2 separate regions of the Homo sapiens genome follow, and region 2 is linked to region 1. Evidence: chromatin contacts called from ENCODE Hi-C data. All regions are on one chromosome and are shown on one strand. The core of a region is the stretch at or near the end of the contact, and the rest is flanking DNA. Distances in the headings are between cores, read along the strand shown.

Evidence for each region. Hi-C counts contacts between places; a loop is a spot of excess contacts on that map. Pooled maps may share reads with other maps.
Region 2: a loop to region 1 is called in a map with no recorded cell type, with 5 times the contacts of the local background. The contact joins two enhancer-like sites. A Hi-C loop is called at or near these places in 6 of 37 single-sample maps with no recorded cell type and 4 of 50 pooled maps.

Annotation. Positions count from the first base shown.
Region 1 is chr13:102,967,114-102,973,601 of GRCh38, forward strand. No RefSeq gene overlaps it. Among named protein-coding and RNA genes, the nearest start is that of SLC10A2, 96 kb to the right of the region's middle. RefSeq lists an enhancer at 3,591-3,790. Within about 2 kb of position 3,563, at least 3 of the 41 ENCODE cell types and tissues checked have a DNase peak (open chromatin) inside an H3K27ac peak, as active enhancers do.
Region 2 is chr13:103,271,497-103,277,876 of GRCh38, forward strand. No RefSeq gene overlaps it. Among named protein-coding and RNA genes, the nearest start is that of LINC01309, 150 kb to the right of the region's middle. Within about 2 kb of position 1,420, at least 2 of the 41 ENCODE cell types and tissues checked have a DNase peak (open chromatin) inside an H3K27ac peak, as active enhancers do.

The sequences.
Region 1 (6,488 bases), core at 2,313-4,812:
TAAATACTATGTAACAAGTATAGTCATAGAAGTATTTTTAGGGTAGCGAGATTCACTCATTCATTCATTCAATTACTCATTTGCTCATTCATTCGACTTTGGCTTATGTTCTAGACAATGTGTTGGGGTCTGGAAATAGCAGTGTTAGACAAGACAGAAAACCAGCCACTGTTCTCATGGAACTTATATTTTCATGCAGAAGGGAACTGAACAAACAAATAAGTAAATGCATTATATAAATAAATGCATTTTAGAAAAGTAAATAACATGAAATTGTTACAAGTACCATGAAGGAAAGCAGGAAGATGCATGAGAATGTAGAGCAAATGTCCTTAGAGATACTTGGAAATAAGCAACTAACTAAATAACTTTGCTTTTAGCTTCTAAGTATTCGTATGTGAGGTCATGTGTGCAGCTCTGAGTGGGGCCACCATCTGAAAGAATATCAGGACGCATTAAAACCTTGACTGCACACAACTGGGCTGGGTAGTGGGACAGGAGCTGGTGCAGGAATCAGTAGATTTGGTCTTCAGTCTTGGCTTGGATATTAATGACCTTAAGATATCACTGAACACTTCTGGGTGTCAGTTTTCTCACTTGTAGATCAACTACAAGTTCATCTACAAATTGGGCTGGGTGATCTGTAAAGCCCTATAATTCTGCATTCCCAGTAGGATAGATGCATCCTCAGCCTTTTACAGGGGGCTAAGTTTTACATTGAGACAAAATGTGTACATATGCTTGGCAAGTCTTAGCGCACTATACAACACAATCACTGAAGGAATTAGGCCAGATAGATTCATGTGCACATGCTCAGGACTCATCCGTATGGGATTTGGAAGCAGAGGTAGTTCATCAAAGGCACCCCTCCTCCAAAGACCATGTGCCTTACACAGTTTCTAGGTCTGCCCGCTTTTAAAGATTTGATGGAAGAGTCACCTGTGCACCTTATTTCACTTATGCATTTACCTAATCGGAGAAAAGTAACAATAGACTTCCAGAGCAGGAGTAGAAAGAAGCAAAGGAAATGGTGGACAAAGGCTCCAGGTGTGCTGGTTGGGCTCTGGACCCAAAATCCAAATTCTTAGGTTCCAGTCTAGGCTTGCCACTTTCCAGCCTTGACTCACTGGGCAAGATACTGAGCCTGGCGTTCTTACCATCGTCATATAGGTAAGTGGTAGAAGTTGTCCTGAATTAGTGGCATTCTGACTTCATCTTTAGCGTTAGATACTCCTTCCAAACAAACCAGGCATGAAATTCCAGCATGCCTGACAGAAAAAAGGGGAGCCACACTGATTGAAGGAAAGCTTGAAGACCTGTGGCCATGCTAACTGGGCCTTTCCCTCTCACTCCTAAAGCAGTCTTGAGGCAGGAAATCAGGACTTCTGGAAATCCAGTTTGGAAGCCCTTGGGCTAAAGAGCATCTGCATTGATGACAATCTGGTAATATCTCCATGCATAGTCCTTTGAAGTCCCCTCATTTGTCACCAATGCACCCACTGACTTTTCCCCTGCTTCTACTAACTTACTACGTAAAAGGACACGGGTGAATAAAAGAGTCTTTCTCCCTCGGTTTCTGAGCTTTGGTGGCTTTGAGTACTGGAGAGCTCAACTGCAGGTCCCCGCCTTGCTGCTTCCATATTCCAGCTACTCTTCTTTAAGTGAATGCTGGCTGGCATTTAGGGCAATCTGGAGGGTTAATAAGAGCCCCCCATGGCAATTTAATCCTGCATTAGGTAAAGACGCTGTACAGACTGTGGAACACTTGACTTATGCAAATATGACCTTACACAGATTGTTCTATGAAGCCCATAATAACATTTTAGATATGGAAATTTCCACTGTGGGCGGAAACACAAAGTTCTGCGGTGTGTGGCTGATTGCCGGGAAGCCAGAGTGCTGGGCAGGCAGGGCCATACAAGGGGAGGGCCTTCGGACTTTGCTTTCACGTTGCTCTGTTTTCCTATGGATTTTTGCTAGGCTACGTGTGCTATTTCAGTATTGTTTGTGTTGTTACTCCATTTATTGCATTCTAACTGTGACTGAATAAACCAGGTAATAGCAAGGGGGTACATTAGAAGAAAAAAAATGAAAGTTTAAAGGTTCTTAAAAATGCCAAAGCCTTTATTCCATTGTATGTGGATTTTATTTGGCTACTTCAACATTGAAAAGTATTTTGAACAAAAGCGCAAGCACAAAAGAGCACATAATGTTTTCTGCACATGGTGCAATGCTTAAGAGTCTAGGTTTTGGAGCTAGACAGATGGATTCTGAGTTTTGTCTCCTCTTTGCTATGTGACCTTGTCAGATTACTTACTGTCTTCCAGCTCAGTTTATCTTCTGTAAAGTGGGTGTGATGATGATACTGGAGTCTCTTAAGATTTTACTAAAGATTAAATGAGATAATACATGTAAAGTGTCTAGCTTTTGGCCTGGTACTTACAAAATCATACAACTCACAATTAAATTTCATTTTTGCATTGTTGGTAATGTTTACATTTCATAAATAGCACCTGCTGTGATAGCACTATGGATTTTTTTGAGTACTTACAAAAGCAGGATCTAAATGAAAAGTTAGCGATAATGCAGATAAAGGATGAAATTTAAAAATGTATACTATGTATTCAAATGATGATTCAAACAAGGAAGATAGAGAGCGAAAATATAATGCTTATAATGCAATGCTGTGGGAAGCCATGGGTGGTTCAATAGATTTAAAATTTGTGCCAATGTTCAAAATGTAAAAGTGAGAGGTTGAGAAGGCTAGTGCAGTCATAAAAGCCATAAAAATTATCCTAAAATGTTATGAATAATTATAAGGAGAACCTGGTATGGCACATAGCAACTTTTTGTTGTGAATTAAATTGGGCTCTTTTAGGGAATGATGTCAAAAAGGGGCAGACAATAAACAGTATTAAAGACCACATAAGCTAGTCATGCATTACTTTTCCCAAAGCGTTCAGTGTTAGTTAAAGCTAATACTGGCACTGGTTTATCATTTAGAACATCCATGTGTACTCGAAGGCCTTGGCAAGCTTGCAAATGTGTATATGTTTGAGCCAAACGTGCTTTGAAAGACACTGGGAGCAGCATGGGTGAAAAAAAGTGAGTAGATCTGGGCCTCTGTGAGGAAACCGAGGACTAGACCATGCTTTTATCTTTTGAGATCTTTGGCAATAGAATAACCATCAGTCCTAATTGCTTAGTGTTGCCTGACGCTCTCTTTCCATTATGTGAATTTATATTTTTATCTTCTTGACTTTCAGTTGCTGATAGGTTCTCCGTGATTGACTTATTACATTCCTGTTTGGCCTACATTTACTTGGAGTACACCTGTATCATTTTGAGAGAGACCTTCTTAGTCTTGCTAAATTGAAAGCTTCATTTATTTACTTTTTTATTTTTGTCTAGAGTTGGACTGGCAAGGCCTCTGAAGTTGTGAGTTGACTTCGCCTAGGCTGCTTGTTCTTCAGTCTCAGAACATCCTTAGCCACAGGTCATCTTTAAGAGCAATTTACTTATTTCATCTTGGTGAGAAAGAGCACTTAACATGAGATGGACCCACTTGACACATAGGTGAAATATTGCGTAGCAGATCTCTAGAGCTTATACTTGCTGAGCAGCAGGTGTTCACCTTTGTAACTGTGGGAACTTTACACTTGTGGAACAGTAACTCTCTGTTTCCCTTTCTTGTAGTTTCTGGCAACTGCCATTTTACTTTCTGTTTCTATGAGTTTGACTATTTCAGATCCCCCACATAAGTGGAATCACTCAATATTCATCCTTCTATTGCCACAGAAAAACTTGCATCAACTGATGCTGACTTGGATAACCTGGGATTTTTTTTTTTTTTTTTTTTTTTTTTTTTTTGGTACTGAGTGCAATGGCTGGACTCAGTACCAAATGGCTGGAGTGCAATGGCGCAATCTCGGGTCATTGCAACTTCCGCCTCCCAGCTTCAAGTGATTCTGCTACCTCAGCCTCCCGAGTAGCTGGGATTACAGGCGCCCACCACCCCCAGCTAGTTTTTGTATTTTTAGTAGAGAAAGGGTTTCATCATGTTGGCCAGGCTGGTCTCGATCTCCTGACCTCAGGTGATCCACCCGCCTCGGCCTCCCAAAGTGCTAGGATTACAGGCATGAGCCACTGCGCCTGGCCGGATCACCTGGGATTTTAATCTTTCAGCCTAGCACAGTGCCTGGATTGCAGGAGGCATTCAACATATACTCTTTGAGAGAGGTCTTATTTAGAGTCACTGAATTAAAAGATTTATTTTGCCTGGGTGTGGTGGCTCACATCTGTAATCCCAGCACTTTGGGAGGCTGAGGCAGGCGGATCACCCAAGGTCAGGAGTTTGAGACCAGCCTGGCCAACATGGTGAAATCGTCTCCACTAAAAACACAAAAATTAGCTGGGCATGGTGGTGGGCGCCTGTAATCCCAGCTTCTCAGGAGGCTGAAGCAGGAGAATCGCTTGAACCCTGGAGTGGGAGGTTGCAGTGAGTGAAGATTACGCCACTACCCTCCAGCCTGGGAGACAGAGCGAGACTCCATCTCAAAATAAATAAATAAATAAAAGCTTTATTTATTTACTTTTTGCCAAATAATAAATTTTTGTATGCTTTGGATGCATGGAAGAAAATGATTGTGGCCAAATATACATGTTTACCATAAAATCAATTTATTGCTAAGTACTAAAGAGTAAAAAAATTACAGATGCGACAGTAATAACAGCAACATTTATCCATTGAGCCTTTCTTGCCTGCCAGCCCTGGTGCTAAGCTTCACGTTCATTTAATCCTCACAACAATCCTGGAAGGTATGTATTAGAATCTCCATTTGTAGATGAGTAGCAGTATTTTAAAGTTTGGAGAATAGCCCGGAAGGTCACAGTATTGTTGGAACTGAGCTCATGCATTGGAGATTATGGAATGATTTGATCAGTGTTACTCTGCTTCCTTCGTTGTCTCCAAGCTCTGATGGAAAAAGTTGCAGACCATCTTAGTCACTACCTGGGCAAGCTTTTCTTTTTTTTCTTTTTGTTGTTTTATTTCAATAGCTTTTGGGGTCCGTGTGTTTTTTTGTTATATGGATGAATTATATAACGGTGAAATCTGAGATTTTAGTGCACTCATCACTTGAGTAGTGTACATTGTACCTAATGTGTAGTTTTTATCCCTAGCCCTCCTCCCATCCTCTCCTTTCTGAGTCTCTAAAGTCCATAATATCACTCTGTTTGTCTCTGCATACTCATAGCTTAGCTCCCACTTGTGAGAGCTAAGTGAGAACATATGGTTTTGGTTTTCCATTCCTGTGTTACTTCACTTAGAATAATGGCCTCCAGCTCCATCTGAGTTGCTGCAAAAGACATTATTTCATTCCTTTTAAAGGCTGAGTAGTATTCTGTGGTGTGTATATACCACATTTTCTTTATACACTCATTAGTCGATGGGCATTTAGGTTGGTTCCACATTTTTGGGTAAGCTTTTCTTTCATAACATACATCTATTTGGTCATTTACTTTTAGTTTTGCCATTCAGGGTGACAGAGATATTTTAGATGCTCTGATTATGTTAAAGAATAAACCCCAAGAAAGGTGTTTATTGAAATGCAGTTAGTTTATCCAGACATATTCCTGGTTCTTAAGCATGTTTCCTTGTTCAAGTTCAACCGTTTCAGTTTGGTTTCCTGCTAAACTTGGAGGAATCAACTATTCTCTTAGAGTAAGGATTTTGCTTCTTGTCTCTGAAATGATGGACTTGAGTGCCCTGTGAGACATAAATTGCCAACATGCATCCTGGCGTCCTGGAGTGAGGTTTAGAGGGGAGTGGTAAGACTGTCCTAGAGTAGTTTCAGTGGAAATGTCTTTCTCTCTCCTCCACCCTCTCGCTATCGTGTTTTCTCTCTCTCTGCATTGTATGTTGAGGAGCACCAATCCCATTAGTAATAAAAATCAATTGCACTGAAAACAGCTGTGGTCAGAATAACTCGAAGGAACCATTCTTCAAAACCCACCGCTGCATGTCAAACCCCAGACTTCACAAACAGGGCAGTAGTTTGATCTTAAATTATTTGAATTTACCTTATATTCTTTGGCTGTAAATAAATAAAAAGCCCCTTTCTTCCTAAATTTAAATCAGAACTGTTACTGAGTTAATTTAAGAAATTTGCTCAAGCTAATTTGCAGTCATTAATTTCATGCAGATTTTTAGTGCTTTGTAAAAACTGCCCATGAAGAAAATCCACAGACAGATATTCTGGGTAAGTGCAGAGACATTAGGTTTCAAACAGCGGGCATGGGCATAGGCACACCTTTTAATTACACTGAACTTATGATGGGTCAACATTTCAAGGTTGATCTGAATCGTGCGTTACCTTGAGCACTGTCATCACACTCAGGGCAATCACTGACCTTGAAGGAAAACAGTTAATAATGAATAGCAACTCAGCAATTGGTCATGTCACAAGATAACTGGGAGAGAGAGGGAG
Region 2 (6,380 bases), core at 170-2,669, 300 kb after region 1:
CCATGTGAGGACACCGCATTCTTCCCCTCCAGATGATGCAGCAACAAGGCACCACCTTAGAAGCAGAAAGGAGCCCTCTCTAGACACCAAATGTATTGGTGCCTTAATTTTTGACTTCCCTGCCTCCAGAAGTGTGATCAACAAATGCCTGTTGCTTATAATTACCCAGTGTCAGGTATCTTGTTATAGTGGCACAAACTAAGAAAACACTGGTCTTGGCAATTCTTTTTTAGATAGGACATGAAAAGTTTAGGCAACAAAATAAAAAACAGATAACTGAAACTACATCAAACTAAAATTTTCTGCACAGCAAAGGAAATTAACATAGTAAAAAGGCAACATATGGAATGGAAGAAAATACTTGCAAACCACTTATTTGATAAGAACTTAATATCCAAAGTATATAAAAATCTCAACTCAATAACAAGAAAACAAATAACTTAAAAATGGGCAAAGGACCTGAATAGACATTTCTAAAAAGAAGAACATCTTTTGATCTTAACATCTTTTGATGTACCCATTGACCATTTTATATGTCTATAATTATCAGGAGCTGTAAACCAAACTAATTATCAAAAAACCATAAACCAAAACTACAATGAGATATTACCTCATACCTGTTAGTATGGCTATTATCAAAAAATACAAAAGATACGGCCAGGCGTGGTGGCTCATACCTGTAATCCCAGCACTTTGGGAGGCTGAGGAAGAAGGATCACTTAATATCAGGAGTTCAGGACCAGCCTGAGTAAAAAAGTGAGACCCTGTCTCTACAAAAAATTAAAAATAACTGGGAGTGGTGGCATGCATCTATTGTCCCAGCTACTTAGGAGGCTGAGGAATGAGGATTGCTTGAGCCCAGGAGTTTGAGGCTATACTGAGCCATTATTGTACCACTGCACTCCAGTCTGGACAACCTAGGGCAGACCATGTTGCAGAAAACAAACAAAAAACAAAAGATAACAAGTGTTGATGAGGATGTGGAGAAAAGGAAACCTTTGCATACTGTTGGTGGGAATGTAAATTCGTATGGCCATTACGGAAAAGAGTATGAAGGTTTCTCAAAAAAAATTAAAAATAGAACTACCGTATGATCCAGCAATCCCACTATTGGTTATATCTCCAAAGGAAATGAAATCAGGGTCTCAAGGAGATATCTACACTCCCTTGTTTATTACAGTACTGTTCACAATAGCCAAGGAAAGAAAACAACCTAAATGCCCATCAACAGATGAATGAATGAAGAAAATATAGTACATACACACAATGGACTATTATTCAGCCTTAAAAAAATAAAGATATCCTGCTAGATCCAACAACACGGATGAACCTTGAGAACATGATGTTAAATAAACCAGTCACAAGGATAAATATCTCATGATACCTCCTATATGAGGAATCTAAAATAGTGAAATTCACAGAAGCAGAGTACGGTGATTGCCAGAAGCTGGAGGAGGGGAAATAGGTATTAGTCAAAGTGTACAAAGTTTCAGTGATTCAACATGAGTAAGTCCTAGAATCTGCATGGCAATAATGACTATAGTTTACAATACTGTACACTTAACATTTTGTTAAGAGGACAGATCTCATGTGTTCCTACTACAATTAAATGAAAAATATGTATAGTTAATTTTAAAAAGGCAGAGAGTGGATGTTAAGTGTTCTCACCACAAAAACAATAATTCTGTGAGGTATTGCATTTGTTAATTAACTAGATTTAACTATTTCATAATGCATATATACTTCAAAACATGTACACAGTTAATATGTACAATTTTTCAACAATTAAAAAGTATGGTTATATAGGGACTTAACTTCTGAGCAAAATGCATCAAATATGTAGAATTCTTGATAATACTAACAAATTACCTACTTATGGAAGGATAGACAATCATGCTTGTTTGAATAACGAGTCTCCTCAGTGTTTTAAGTTATAACTTATCTAACTTATCTAATTGTATCAGCCTATTCCTTTCCTTTCCTATCCTATTCCTTTCCTTAGTAGCAGTCACCCCAGTTTGAATTGTTCAACATTTGTTTACTAGTTGAATGTCTATGGAGCTTCACTGGAGTATAAGCCTCCTGAGAGCAGGAACCCTGTGTCTGTGCTGTTCTCAGAATCAAAAAGACTTTCTGACACATAAGAAGAGACTAATAAATATTTGTAAATATTTGTCCAGTGACCTGCAGATGATTGGATTCAGATATATTTTAAAGACTCAAAGTTTATAAATGCAAAACTGGATAGCTTATACCTTTGGGATACCATTTTGATTGACATTCTAGAATGTGAATATTTTAAAGTTTAGTTGCTCAAGGCTTATGGAGCCAGGAGAAGACAGGATGAGATCAGTTCAAAGCAGATGCCTGGCCAGTGTCAGCAGTGTTCTAGCAGATCCACATCCTGGGATAATGTCTAGGGAGGAGGCTGAGCCTAGTCAAGGTGAATTCCTGCTTCTGTTTGACTGCCAAAGTCAGAGCAAGTGAATTAATTTGTGTTGACAATTTAAGTTCTAAGAGTTTTTATGTCTATTTTTATCTACTTTACTGTAAGAATGGTGGGTGGAGAAATAGTGCTCATTTTTCATTTTTAACCACACAAATATTACCCTAACCTACCCAAGCAAAATTTCCCTTGAATCATTGAAAGTATTTTATGAATTTTAAATGTGTAGAATAACAATAGTCACCTGAAAGGAAGTAATACAATATTTCCAGTGTGAAATCCTGTTTATAAAGCAGATCAGGAGAGAGAAAAATGCAAACAGATTTACATGAGAGTCAAGTTTCTAGAAGCTCACATAGAGATGGACTATTAGGGAAGAAGTATGGTGCACACAGCCTGCAGGGTAAGATGACCTGAGGTTTCACCTGTGTAATAATCCCCTGCTGTGTCTTAGGCCAGGGATCTCTCTGCCTTAACTTACTTGCCTGGGAACCTTAGATGTGTTTGATCATCTCACTGCAAACCTGCCTATACTTAGAGCTGTTGCACATTTTTTTTTTCTTTTAACGTGTGCACCTGTGTTCTGACTCAGTCTAGAAAAGGAACACAAGTTGCGCAGAAACCATGGCAAGAAATAAGGTTTCTGACTGAGGAAAACCAGATTATCATTTCAACTCTACACACCAACTGTTACAGAAGCACTATTTTTTTTTTTTTTTCCTCTGAGCTCAATTTTGTCATCTGCTAAGGGGTAATTCGTTACTATGTGTACTCCAGATGTTTTACATACAGGGTCTCCTTAATCCTCACAATAACCCTATATGATGGGTTTTTGATGTGTCGTCTTGACTAGGGTTTTATTGATCCTGTGTCACCCAGAATTCCTTTTCTCACCTGTTCTGGTTAGGGTGGGCCATGAGTAACATCCTCTTTCCCTTTGGAGCTGGAAGGTTGAGGGAGGCACAGCTATTTTGTAGCACACATATCTTCTCTCCACTATTCAAAGACTAGTCTAGGTCCTACTGTGAAGGGATTTTGCAGTTATAATTAAAGTCCCTAATCAACTGACTTTATGCTAATCAAAACAGAGATTCTATTAGGCCTGAAAATAGTTGAAAGGACTTTAGTAAAAGAGGGTGTAGGCCTTCTTCTTGAGCTAAAAGATTCTCAACAATGGCTAGATCTGTGACTGCGCTCCTTCCCCCATGTCTTCCTTCTTAACTGAACCTGTGGGTGGATGGCAAGCTTCAGCTCCTGCCCTTGGGGTTCAGCTGCTCATCACCTTCCTGACTGCCACTCAAGGACTTTGGACTTCCTTTGCTGCCACAATGGTGTGAGCCAGTTCCTGTAATAAACCTCTTTATGCTGAACCCTGACTGCTACACCCCATCAGGTGGATAATATTTCCAACACTATTATGCATATAAGGAAGCTCGAAGAGTTTATTATGTTACCTTGTGTTTTGCAGTTAATAAACTTCAGAGCCTTGAGTTGAAGCTACACTGTCTAGGGATCACAGAGGTTACCAAACTTCCTGAAAAGAGCTTAGATAATCAGATAGGAAAACAGACCAGGTCCCTGAAGGCAGGCATTGTATCTCTCTTGCTTACCACCGCAGCCTCATTTCTTGGGAGTCTGGCGTGTGGAGGTATTTGTTGTTGAATGAATGAATAAATGAAAAATGCAAAGTGCTAATCATATATAGGTTTTATTATTACAAATGACAATATTTCAATTGGCTTGGGATCTTATAAAATCATACTTAGTTAAAGCAGTTTTTGTAAGCTTGGAAGGAAAATCTCCATTTCTTTTTTTCTTTAGCTCTGTAATTTGAATGGAAAACCAAAGATTCATGATCTTGTCTCAGCTTGACCACTTTGTTTTCTTGGCCAATCAATTTAAGAACGCCGACTCAAGTTTCAAGCATATAAAATAGCAAGACAACAGCACTCACTCTGTGTGTCACAAAAATGCCATTTAGGGAGATTAGATAATATCTGAATGCCTGGATTTTGAGTAGCTGTGGTGAGCAGGGCTTTGTATTTGACACTGAGAGAAATCAAAAGAGGCTGCAGTCTCTGCACCGCAGGGAATGGACAGTCAGGGGCACACGGGACAGCATACCTGGAAGGAGCAGAGAAGTAAGACAGAGCCAAGTGCATATTCTTTTTGTGTAAATGTGCACCTTTAATGGAGCAATTGGGTTTTGAGAAATTAAAATAGCAAATTTTCTATTATGAAGACAGGGATTTTGCTTTTTAAAGTTATGTCTGTATCTGCAGCAACTAGGACAATACCTTGCAGATAGTAAGTGTTCAATACATATTTGCTTTAAACAATCAAGTTTTAGATGAGTTTTCAGAAGAGGAATAGAACACAGTGTATCAGAAAGAAGGGCAGCAAGCAATCTGAACAAGGAAGGATGTACAAAAAAAGCACTAAAGTCTCAGCTGTCCTTGAACTCAGGTGCTAACATTTCTCTGTTGTACAAAACGATTTACCAGGCTGTGTTCAAAGTCATATTCTGATTCTGAAATATATTATTTCCTAAAGAAAGAATTCTAGCCTTGGGCTGTGACATTCAAGCTATTTTACCAAAGAGGTTTCCCTAAAGTGTAACATGAATTTCTCTTATAGCTCTAAAGAACAGATACAATGGCGGGGGTTTACTTTAGGGATTCTTTTAGAAATACCTTTTTTCCAGCTTGATTGTTTCTCACAAGGCCATAATTACCTGAGAAGCTTTCAAGCCCTTCCAAGGGACTTTAAGATCATGGGGGATTTGAAAGCAGCTCTAATGATAGAGGCAGGAATGAGGCACTAGGGTGCTCTGGGTAGAGAATTTCTGTGGAAAGTTGTTTCATTGCTTTCTTCCATATTAAATTGTCCTCTGTGGTCTCCAGTTCCAGGCCCTTATTTCTGCATGAGAGCGGGCGAGAGCCCAGTGTAGGACAGAGTGATGCTTGCTGGGGCAGAGCATGTTGGGATTTTTGTTTCATTTTGTTTTGACAGCCAGATCCATCTTACAACCTTCCTGTTCTTTGTTTCCATTCCCAGTCTTAAGGCGTTAATTAAAGATTCCCTCTCGCCTGATTCACAGAGCATCTGTCTGAAAGTTCAGGGCCGTCAGCAGAAATGTGCCGTCACGCAGCACCAGCACAGTCCTAGGAAAATACCAATAAGCACATTAAACAAAAGAGGAGTTAAGAGGCAATAAGACAAATTTCCTAGATATGTGCCATTTCGCTGCAAATCCACTTTAATATCTTTCAGGTTAAACTTGACTTGTGCATATAAAGCATGTGGAAACAAGAACTGAAACCTAATAATTCAGAGAGCAAGAATGAAATGTGACAAGGTTTTCATGATTGAAAATGAAAATGAAATCAATTGCTTGCTCTCTTGGGTTAAGAGAATAAATTGGATTACCAAAACTTTAATTTAGCCAAGAAGACACAGCTTTTGTTGAGAAAATAAATGACTTTGTTTATCAATTATCTATGAAGTATCAAAGAGTAGGATGCAGGGAAAGAGGAATGCACTTAGAGTCCTTGCTTCCAGGCTGAAAAGAAGCATGGAATAGTTTCAAGCAAGCTATTTAACCTTTCTATGACTCAAATTATCCATCCTTTAAAATGGCAAACCTATTATCATCATCAAAAGCATTTGCTAAGCGCCTCACTTTGCATGGTGCTGGGATGTGGGGAAAAAAGGAGAAACTTCCAGATTATACCAAAAGAGATAAAAGCTTGACTGAAGTCAGTATATTAAAAAGAATGTCATGCATTAATAAAAAATACTGTTTTATTTTTGTCCAAGAATCAAAGTTATTTTCTATATTGAAATTGGAGTCTTATGTGAGATATAAATGCAGCTATATATGCTCATGTGTGTGTATCTATCATCTATTTATCTGTCTACGACAATTTTCACT